Linked DNA regions of Homo sapiens: region 2 is linked to region 1. A link is a loop called in an ENCODE intact Hi-C map of the cell type or tissue named here. Cell type or tissue: heart right ventricle. All regions are shown on one strand. Each heading gives the region's core, and the rest is flanking DNA. Links, peaks and the distances in the headings are about the cores only. Region 1 has its middle 95 kb from the start of NEBL-AS1. Region 2 overlaps DNAJC1 (DnaJ heat shock protein family (Hsp40) member C1).

Evidence for each region. Hi-C counts contacts between places; a loop is a spot of excess contacts. Peaks named below come from ENCODE experiments on the same cell type or tissue, not always from the same donor. Only the 100,000 strongest peaks of a DNase experiment are listed, where the experiment ranks them.
Region 2: it touches region 1 in a loop (5-fold over the local background); 12 of 110 quality-filtered maps call a loop at or near these places.

The regions. Positions count from the first base shown.
Region 1 is chr10:21,076,761-21,082,148 of GRCh38, reverse strand. It overlaps a transcript of NEBL not described here. Among named protein-coding and RNA genes, the nearest start is that of NEBL-AS1, 95 kb to the left of the region's middle. In heart right ventricle, for the core only: a CTCF peak has its summit at 3,284 (motif pointing left); DNase peaks (open chromatin) are centred at 3,258 and 4,244; H3K27ac peaks cover 1,388 bases.
Region 2 is chr10:21,951,101-21,956,488 of GRCh38, reverse strand. The region is part of intron 1 of DNAJC1 (DnaJ heat shock protein family (Hsp40) member C1); the gene reads left to right. Among named protein-coding and RNA genes, the nearest start is that of DNAJC1, 50 kb to the left of the region's middle. In heart right ventricle, for the core only: a CTCF peak has its summit at 2,727 (motif pointing right); no DNase peak of the experiment used is centred there; H3K27ac peaks cover 691 bases.

The sequences.
Region 1 (5,388 bases), core at 321-5,320:
CAGTTAAGTTCCTCAGTTTCGGTTTGGGTGATGTTTCTTCATGGTTATATTCAGGTTAGGCATGGTTGGCAGGGATTTCATGAAAGGGGTGCTATGTTCTTTTCATGGTATCCTATCAGGTGGCACCAAACCTGGTGATGTTCACTTTCATCATTTGATGAAGGTAATTGACATGATGTATCCTGGACCTCATCAAACTTTTAATTTGCTCATGTATTTTTATTTTTATTGGTATAGACTTCAATTTCATATTTTATTCAATGGGTTATAATCCATCACTATCATGATTTATTTCTATCCTTAAGTTGTTCCACACCTGGCCCATGGGAGCCCTTATGAGCAAGTTTCCAGGTCCTTATGACACAATTCCATCATTCTTTGGGTACATCCTTACTTTCTGGCACAGTAGAGATGTTCCAGACTTATCTTATATTTTTCCTCCCCCATCCCTGGAATCAATCACTTCTCCGAGGATGCTTGATTCCTTTTAGTGAAGAACAGTCTTTGGAAACCAACCGTCTAGGGACATTAAGTATGCTTGTTGCTATTGGAGTGTCATTGCTCCTGGACCTTCTCAGTGGACACAGCTAGGAAATGTATGTGTTTATATGTGTGTGTTAAATATCAATTTCTTTATCTATTATAGGTACTATTAAAAATGAGTTCCCACCAATATCTCCACCTTCAGTTTTCCCACTAGGAGCCATGATGAGAAACCTGGCTCCTGGTTTTTTCTATGTGTTTACTTATTTGATCAACCCTCCTGTGCATAACAAGCCTCACATCCCCATGGCTGACTGCCTTTCCCCTGCTTCCCATGAAAGCCTTTGTCATCCTGTGCCAGCTGCTGGAGCTCCCCACAACTCAAATGGTGGCCCCATTGATTTTAGGCCAGCTTAGAAAAACACAGTGGAAAATTTTTGCATCATTTGATTATCAAGTCATGATTGCAGTTTGTTGGGGTTGGAATGTGACTATTAAATAATACCAGATCAGCCAGGTGTGGTGGCTCATGCCTGTATTCCCAGCACTTTGGGAGGTCGAGGTGGGTGGATCACTTGAGGTCAGGAGTTCGAGACCAGCCTGGCCAACATGGTGAAATACTGTTTGTACTAAAAATACAAAAATTAGCTAGGCGTGGTGGTGCATGCCTGTAGACCCAGCTACTTGGGAGGCTGAGGCAGGAGAATGGCTTGAACCCAGGAGGCAGAGGTTAACAGTGAGCTGAGATTGTGCCATCACACTCCAGCCTGGGCGAGAGTGATACTCCATCTCAAAAAACAAAAAACAAACAAACAAAAAAACCAGATCACATTTTAAAAATGACACCTACCAGAATATCAATATCTGAATAAGCCAGAATTAGCACTGTTGGGAGGGTATATAATCATTCCATCAAAGTTGCATTTACTCAAACAGGTTGGACACCTCCTTCTAGATCTGTTTTTAGAACCACTTTCCAAGCCCAATCCAGAAACCCAGCCTTGCTTCTTTTCCATTGTAGTCCTAGTTAAAAGCAACCAGAGCTGCATAAATCTCTGTGGGAAAATTATTTTTATTACAATGATTTATGTATATGCTTATCTTCCCCTCTAGTCTGTGAGACCCTAAGATCCAAGGCTAACTTCATATTGTACAGCATCCAACAGAATAGTTGTTGAATTATTCAATGAATGAATCTTGTCTTTGATTCAATTTTCTCCAGCTTATATGCCAGAGTTAGTCCCAAATGACTCAGCTGTTCCCAAAAATGAAATTCGCCCTCAAAGTATGAATATTTACCACAATTGAGAAGAGTCAAAAATATATGTCTCATGCACGGAATGCAATATCAAAAGAGGAATTTTCACAGAGTTTTGAGCAGTCTCAAGATCACAGAATATGGATATCATATCCAAAGTATCTATTTAGAAAGTGATGACATGCTTTTGTTGTATCTATGTGTTGTGCTGTTAAGAAATCGCTTTCATTACTTTATGGTCAGCCATATTTTATATGCATTATAAATTATGTGCTTATTACAAAATCACAGCCACCAGAACCGTCTCTCTATGCTTTACAGTTCACCTGTGAAGATTTATGTTCTGAGTTAGCTGAGACATCATAGAATTCTCTTCTTACCAGGAAAGGATCATAATACATGCTGTTCAAAGCAATAGCGTAAGACTTATTGATATACAGTATCTATACTCCGCCCCTCTCTGAGGATTCTATATTGGTCATTGTTCAAGGCTTCTAGTGATTTTCTTTTATTATATGAAAAAGGAGAGTTCAATGTAGGACAGAGGTGGAGCTACCTTGGGTGGTGGGGCAGAGTACAAAGAACAAATAATGATCTTATATGTCTGTGCACGTCCTTCCTCCAAATGTTTCTATAACTGCGATCTTTTGAAAATTAACAGCCTTGGCCATCTCAAAGGAGGAAAAATAAATAAAGGAATATGCAGCTCAATCTGTGTGTTTACGGGGCAGATAGGTGAAGATGAGAACCATAGATCTTATTGAGAGGGAAGCTGCCCACTTTTGTCCTTCTATTTGGGTGAGAAGTTGTTGAGCCTCCCTATGTTTATACTGGGAGCCCTATTTTTATAAAGCCCTCTGAAGGCTGTGTGGTGTTGCCAACTTGGAGAAAAGGTTGAAGCTCCAGTCCTGGATCCACAAATTCTGTGTGCCCACTCTTGAGCAAGTTACTTAAGCCCTGTGAGCCTGAGTTTTCTCACTTCCAAAACAAGGTCCTCACACAGGTGTGCTGGGAGGTTTAGATGAAAGCACCTGCCAAATAAATCACAGAAATGAGAGCCTACCAAAGATTTGTGCTCCCTGCATTTTATCTTGTATTTTTTTAAAATCTCAAGATGGTGGTACTACTGCCTCTTCACCTCCTCATTTTCTTTCTTTTTCTGGTCTTGCCCTGTTATCCCCTCCACCAGGATGCACCCAGGACACTTTCCCAGATTTGCCATGTCCCATGGGAGGCTCTGGCTATAGTTAATAGAGAAGGTTTCCGAGAGAGAGAGGCTGAGACAGACACCTGGAAGGAAAGGTTGGATATCTCCTTTGGAGGAAAAGCTAGGGAAAGTCCTAAGAGGAGGGCATTTGCTGTGCCATTTGTCATTTAGATCTGGAGGTGGTAGAAATACAGACATTCTGATGTTTCTATAAAGGCTGTCAGGGCTTAATGAAGTTCTTCATGGGGCAGGAGCCGCACGTGCTTATTAAGGTTGGATCAGTGGATACACTCATCCCCTGGATCTGGGAGCAAACTGGAATCAACAGTGCCACCAAGTGGCAGCCAGCTAATAAGCAAGTTGAAACACTAAGACTGCAACTTCTAGTGCTTTGCCCAAATATCTCTGTCTCTTACTCTTTTTCTTTCTAAAAATAAGATCAAGTATATTTTCCTAGGGTGGATATAGAGAGAATGATCTTGTAGACATACCTTCTTCTGGCATGTTGTAGAGCTTGGATACATGATTTTTCTTTATTAAACAATCAAAACCTTTAAAGTCCCACTCAAATGAGCAGGTCATAGGAGTAGATACCTCTGCATACGTGTATACAGGTCATTTATAAAAACTGAGGGATGGGGGCTGTGTGTGTTGGGATTCAAGAAGATTTCCAAAGTGTATTAACCAGGAGTGAAACTCAGGATGACAAATACTGTACACGATGGCAAACAGCATAGACAACATACACGACTCTATTTAGGAGAGGAAACCATTTATATTATTACAGTCTGTAACCTTTTTGTTTTTTATTTAGAGTATTTCTTTTTCTGATCATAAAAGTGTTCGTTGTAATAATTTGAAAGGCTTATTACTTTAAAAAGAATACATTCTACTGGCTGTTAAACACCTTGTAAATAACACAAAATACCAAGATTTTTAGGATACAGAAAAATCCATTTCATTCTGGTCCATTTGTTTGTCATTAGAAAGAGTCTATTTTGTACTCATGCTGCTGTGTTCATTTTAGGACTAATTTGAGGTAAGCTTCCAGCTTTGATTGTTGCTTTCCCCATTATTTTTATTTTCGATCCCCCATAGAATGCATTTCCATCTTCCAATCTCCTCCTCCCGTCCATTCTGCACACAACCCAGCTTTCAGAATAATCTGGTATTGAGAGTCAATCCGTGCTCTGGAAGGTGTCTCAGTGTCCCTGTGACAGCCAGCTCTGCAGTATCCATCGGACTTGATATGGTGGCTCTTGTAGTGTTGCTTTTCTAAGAGCTAAAGTACTTTCTCGTGGTCATGAATAGTGTGGGAAGCCCATAGCTCGGGCTGTTGAAAGGTCTATCAGTTCTGCTGTGCCTGACAATGTTGACCCCAGGGTAGAGAGATTTCCTCCCACTTCCTAGGTGTGTGGGAGGTAGGGGCAAGTGCTAGGGGATTTATGAATGAGATGGAAGGGAGGACAGAAAATGAAGAAGGGAAAAAGATATCAGGAACCAACAGACCATCAGCTGAATTCTAACTACAAAAATGACAAATAACAAAAGCAATTTATTTATTTATTTATTTATTTTTATTTTTATTTTTTTTGAGATGAAGTCTTGCTCTGTCGCCCAGGCTGGAGTGCAGTGGTGCCATCTCGGCTCACTGCAAGCTCCACCTCCCAGGTTCACGCCATTCTCCTGCCTCAGCCTCCCGAGTAGCTGGGACTACAGGCACCTGCCACCATGCCTGGCTAATTTTTTGTACTTTTAGTAGAGATGGGGTTTCACCATGTTGTTAGCCAGGATGGTCTCTATCTCCTGACCTTGTGACCCACCCGCTTCAGCCTTCCAAAGTGCTGGGATTACAGGCGTGAGCCACTGCGCCCGGCCAGCAAAAGCAATTTAAAATGTACCTTGCTCCATAATAAATATAAGGGAGTGAGGAACAAAGCTTTTCTTCCCCCAATTCCTTTGATTTTTTATTTTTTTTGAAGAAAAGTAGATTAAGCATGAGTTTTAAGTACTGTTCAGAATAAAAACCAAGATAGACCCCAATAACTTACCTTAATTTTGAGTATAATATTATATTGTAGGTCATTTCTGGACTTGGGTGGCTATTTTTAAACATATTTTTAAATTGTGGTAAGATATACGTAACATAAAGGTTACCATTTTAACAATTTTTAAGTGGACAGTTCAGTGGCAGTATGTATATTCACATTTTTGTGCAAATGTATGTTTCTAGAACTTTTTCGTCTTCCCCAACTGAAACTCCACATCCATGAAACACTAACCCCCCATTTCCCCCTCCGTCATCTTACTTTCTGTCTCTGGCCATTTGTCTATCTTCTTTGGAGAAATATCCATTCAAGTCCTTTGCCTAGTTTCTGTCTCTATGAATTTGACTACTCTAGGGCCAAATATAAGTGGGCTCATATAAGTATTTGTCCTT
Region 2 (5,388 bases), core at 68-5,067, 870 kb before region 1:
ATACCTCTAGTGTCCTCTTATTTAATCTATTAACTTTCAAACCTATGGTTAATTAATAATTTTTTTCTAATTAGACACAGTTATTTTTGTCATGATAGTATGATGTAAATGTATTTCCGAAAGTTTATGTGTTGGAAACTTAATCCCTAATGCAACAGTGTTGAGGTGAGACTTTTAAAAGGTGATTAGGTCATGAAGGCTCTACCCTCATGAAAGTGTTAGTGCAGTTATGGTGGGAGATGGTTAGTTATTGGGGTGGGTTCCTGGTAAAAGGATAAGTTCAGCCCTCTTCCCTTCTTTGTCCCTCGTGCTCTCTTGCCCTCTGTGTTCTGCCATGGGATGATGCAGCGAAAGGCTCTTGCCAGAAGTGGGCCCTTTGACTTTGGACTCCTCAACCTCCAGAGCTGTAAGAAATAAATCTCTGTTCTTTATAAATTACGCAGTCTCGGGTATTGTTAGAGCATCACAATACAAAGATAATGAGATTGGCCTGTATATACTGACATGAAAAGAATTCGAAGGTAAAATAAGTTTTTTCTTTAAATTTTTTAAAGTAGTTTTTAAGAATCAAGGTATTACATCTACATATTCTGTTACAACAATGCAAAACAGATGGACAAAGACACATGAATTTGTTATTTTCTATGTTAGCATGTGGGAGAGAACATAACACAATATGTGAAAATAGCTTACTTTATAAGCGTAAGCATATGGAGATGCTAATGTCAAAAAGAAAATGCTTTTCCTAAAATTTGGTTTTTAAAAAACTTAGTAAAAAACAAAATATTGTTTGATAAAATTTTAATAAAATACGATAGATTTTAAGTGTTCTCATTACAAGAAAAGTATATGAGGTAATGAAAATGTTAATTAGCTCTATTTAGCCATCCTACAATGTATGCCTGTTTCAAAACATCATGTTTATAAATATATATAATTTTTGTTATTAGAAAAATGAATCAAAAGGAAAAAATTTAATATAATACAGAAATATGTAAAGTAAAAGGTGATATTTTCATCCTTTGGCCCTCAGTCCCATTTGTCAGAGGTAATACTTTAAAAAATTTTGATGAAATTTCTGTATACACTGTATCTCCATTATTTCCAAGTTTGCTTACATAAATTTTACCTGAAGAGGTTTGCCCCTCATATAATTTTTACCTTAAATAGTAAGATGTAGAGTGTTACTATTCTAAATCATCTGTAGATTTAAGAATTTCTATGTTCCAGTAAGTAAGTTAAAATTGGGGAAAACTAATTTCAGGTAAATTGTTTATCATTTGTTCCTGCAATGTTATAACGGATTAAATTTTTATTTTATATCAGTGATTCTGAACTGGGGGCTGTTCCCCCCTGCCCAGGGACATTTGACAATGTCTGGAGACATTTTTGGTTATTAGAACTGGGGGGCTGGGAGTGGGTAATGCTACTGGCATCTGGTGGGGTGCTGCCAAACATCCTATAATGCACAGAACAGCCTCCTACAGCAAGGAATTACCTGGTTCAGAAATGTCAATAGTGCCAAGGTTGAGAAAACCTGACTTAAAGGAAAATGGTTAAGAGTGAGGACTACCCTGGCACACTGCTCGGGTTTTGTATCATAGCCACACTACTAACTGTGTGACTGTGGGTGGTTATTTAACCTCTTTGTGCCCAGTTTCCTCATTATATTATAATAATAGTAGTACCTATCTTACAGGGTTGTTGAGAGGCTGTTTAATACATTTATTATGTGATAAGCTTAGATTTGTACCTGGTACATAGTAGGAATGTTGGCTGCTATTGTTTTATTGTTTCTCAGTAAAAACTAAAATCTAACCAATTATATAACATCAAAAGGATGGCCAATTAATAAAGATATCTTAGTAATTTGGGGGAGTTTCTAAACATGGTTGTTGAGAGTTACTAAGTTAACTCTATATTTCAGCCTACTATTTCCTATACAAACTGTTTTTTTAATATTTGAAAAATTACGTTTGGGGCGATGCTGCCTCTTTGTAGAGCAGTAGCCCTTCGACTGAGATATTATTTCATTGGCCTTTTCTCCTAGATTCTGTAGTTGTAGTTTTTGCCTCTTTGAAAGTTTCAGCTCCTGCAACATAGTGTTAGATGCTTATTCTGATCTTTCTTCACTTCTAGGCTAGTGAAGACATTTTTGGGAAGTATCATTATGACTACATCCTGAGAGTACAATGAGAGTGTCTGATTTATGAAATCTAGGTTATTTTTAGAGGCAAGAGAAAATACTTAATTTAGTCACATCATAATTTTATTTCCTCTTTTTATAAAGTATTATAGTGTACTGTAAAATTCATTAATCCCGAGTAAGTATTTGTGTTTCTCATCGCTATTCCTCTCAGTGGAGTAATTCATGAACTGTACTTACATTAAAACACATAATTTAACTAAAGGTTTAATTCAAAATATTTTTATATGCCTTGCAAATATAAAAATGCCCAGAAAAAATTTTAGATTGAGAGACAGTGTACAGTGCTATTTTCTAGAAACATATGGCAACTTTTTTATATAATTTGATTTAAACAATAAATAGCAAAGGTTAAACAGACAAACCCATTTATTAAACTAACAAAGGAAAGTGTGTAAGTGGTGAAGAATACATAGTTGGTTTTTTTTTTCCTCTTCTTTTTTTTTTTTTTTTTTTTTTTTAAAGTTCAGTTTTAGTTTTTTACCACTTGATGGCAGTGATGGAGCTAGAGCTCTACCCTGAGAAGGTTAGGGCAAGAACTCATTATGAATAACAAAAGCGTAGGTACAAAGGAAATCCCTGACATTTTAATATTATTCACATTTCTAGGTGATATTACTTATATTGCAAGTGACAGTAATAGGGGGAAAAGCCTCTAGATGGAGCTTCAGTACTTTCTAAGGGAAAACATTTCCTGTATCTTTCCAAATGCATATTTTATATTATTTTACATAATATATTAAATCCAGAATGGATTTTTACAAAATAATATTTAAGGGTGAATTTATTTCAGATGTAATTATGGAAATTAATTCACCAAATTACCTAATAATTTGAAAAAATGGCTATTTAAGTATCTTACATTTTTAAATCATTATTAATATTTGTTGAAAAGTATGTTAAACTTTGAGTCAAACATTTCTATCTAGTATAAATGATTTGCATATCTAACAAGTTAGTAAAAGATATTTAATAAGAAGTCAGGTGCTTAAAATCAATATTGCACTATAATTAAATCTGACCATCTATATTATTATGCCTAGTATCATTCAACATTTGAGTTCCCAAGAGAACATAACTATTACTCCAACTCAATTGCCCAACTAAAAAAATTAAAAACTAGGAATTTTAATGTAAAATAATTTTTTAAAGAATATATATGTTCTTTAGTAAATATTCTTACTTTCTTCAGTAATGTTTTCCTTTTACAGTCAAGAGAGTCTGTTATCACTATATATTGAAGGGAAGTTGTCATTATTAGTAGAAATATGATGTTAATGTTCTTAGTGCACTGTTGATTTTAGTGTCTACTTCTTGAATAATAAGAAAACTTGAAACAAGAACAATAAGTTTTCTGAGAATGACCCTGTATGGTGAATTTAAAAAAAGAAAGAATAGTGATTTTTCCCAGCTGGCCTTCTCAGGAGGCTGAGGTGGGAGGATTGCTTGAACCTAGGAGTTTGAGACCAGCCTGGGCAATATGCGAGACCCTGTCTTTATTATCGATTGATTGATTGATTGATTGAGACGGAGTCTTGCTCTGTCACCCAGGCTGAAGTGCAGTGGCGCAATCTCAGCTCACTGCAAGCTCTGCCTCCCAGTTTCAAGTGATTCTCCCACCTCAGCCTACCGAGTAACTGGAATTACAGGCGCACGCCACTATGCCTGGATAATTTTTGTATTTTTTTAGTAGAGATAGGTTTTCACCATGTTGGCTAGGCTAGTCACGAACTCCCGACCCCAGGTGATCGCCTGCGTCTGCTTCCCAAAGTGTTGGGATTACAGGCATGAGCCACCACGCCTGCCTGACCCTGTCTTTAAAAAAACAAAAAGAATAGGAAGCTTTCTTACTTTTCTACTAGTACACAATTACCTAGGTTAATTTTGATGTCTCATAAAGCATTCAGTGAAGAAAAAAAAGCTATTGTTTTAAGTTGTCTGTTTTTATGGACTCAAAATATTGGAAGCCTTGTAATCTTTGGTTTGAAATTGACATGAGATAATAATTGTTTTATGTTGAAAAAAGGTATAACTGAAAAATTATATGAGAAGCATGAAAAGTAGTTTTTGGGGGTTTTACTTATTTTCAGTTTCATGAATGAATGTTTTATTTATTCTCTATTGAGACAAAAACCTTACTAAAACAGAGTAGTTGCCAGTAATTTTTTATAATTACACTTAACAATAATGTTGGCAACAGTTGATTTTCTATTTGGCTAAGCAAATATGGTCTAAATTCATTTCAGGATGTATAGTCAGCTAAATTTGCAGCATAATTTGCTTGCTAATCACCTCAGTAGTAACAGTCTCCCAGAAAGCCATGTGTTGCTTTATTTGTTCCTTATCTAATTAAATTTTTTGGGACTTTATTAACAAAGGGACACATTTCAAGAACATCACATAAATGTTCAAGCATTCTTTTATTAATACTTTCTAAACTTATATAATTGCATTAAATTAGCTTTTAATTGTGTAACAAAGTGAACTTGTAAAAGTATGGCCTGTTTCTCAGGGGTAGGAAAACTCCACATTAAGGAACTATTATGCCACTACAAATATTTATTAGTGGTTACCTTGTAGTAGTAGTTACTAATGAAATAAATTTATTTAAAATAGTTATGGGTAAGTTTCGACTTAATTTGTAACTTGAGTCTCTCTGGACAAAGGGAAACTGATATTTTCCATTTCTGTGAAGCACTTGCACTATGAAGGAATGGTTTATATATCAAGTTAATTTTACATTGTTAAACTTTTTTTTTTTAAGGGAAAACGAATAAAGCACAAAGCTGTTGTTTGCTATAGAAACAGTTTAAACTGTCTTTAATTTGGTAGGAGAAAAATTTCTCTATTTTATAATCATTTAGGTTGCCAGATTAAGTTTTCTGCTTTTTTAACCAGTATATTGGCATTGTGTAGTGTCATCTGTAGTATTTTAGGCTTGTCTAGATTACTTTTTTTTTTTTTGAGATGGATCTCGCTCTGTCACCCAGGCTGGAGTGCAGTGGCATGATCTCAGCTCACTGCAACCTCTGCCTCCCAGGTTCAAGTGATTCTCCTGCCTCAGCCTCCTTAGTAGCTGGGATTACAGGTGCGTACCACAACGCCCTGCTAATTTTTGCATTTTTAGTAGAGACGTGGTTTCACCATGTTGGTCAGGCTGGTCTCGAACTCCTGACTTTGTG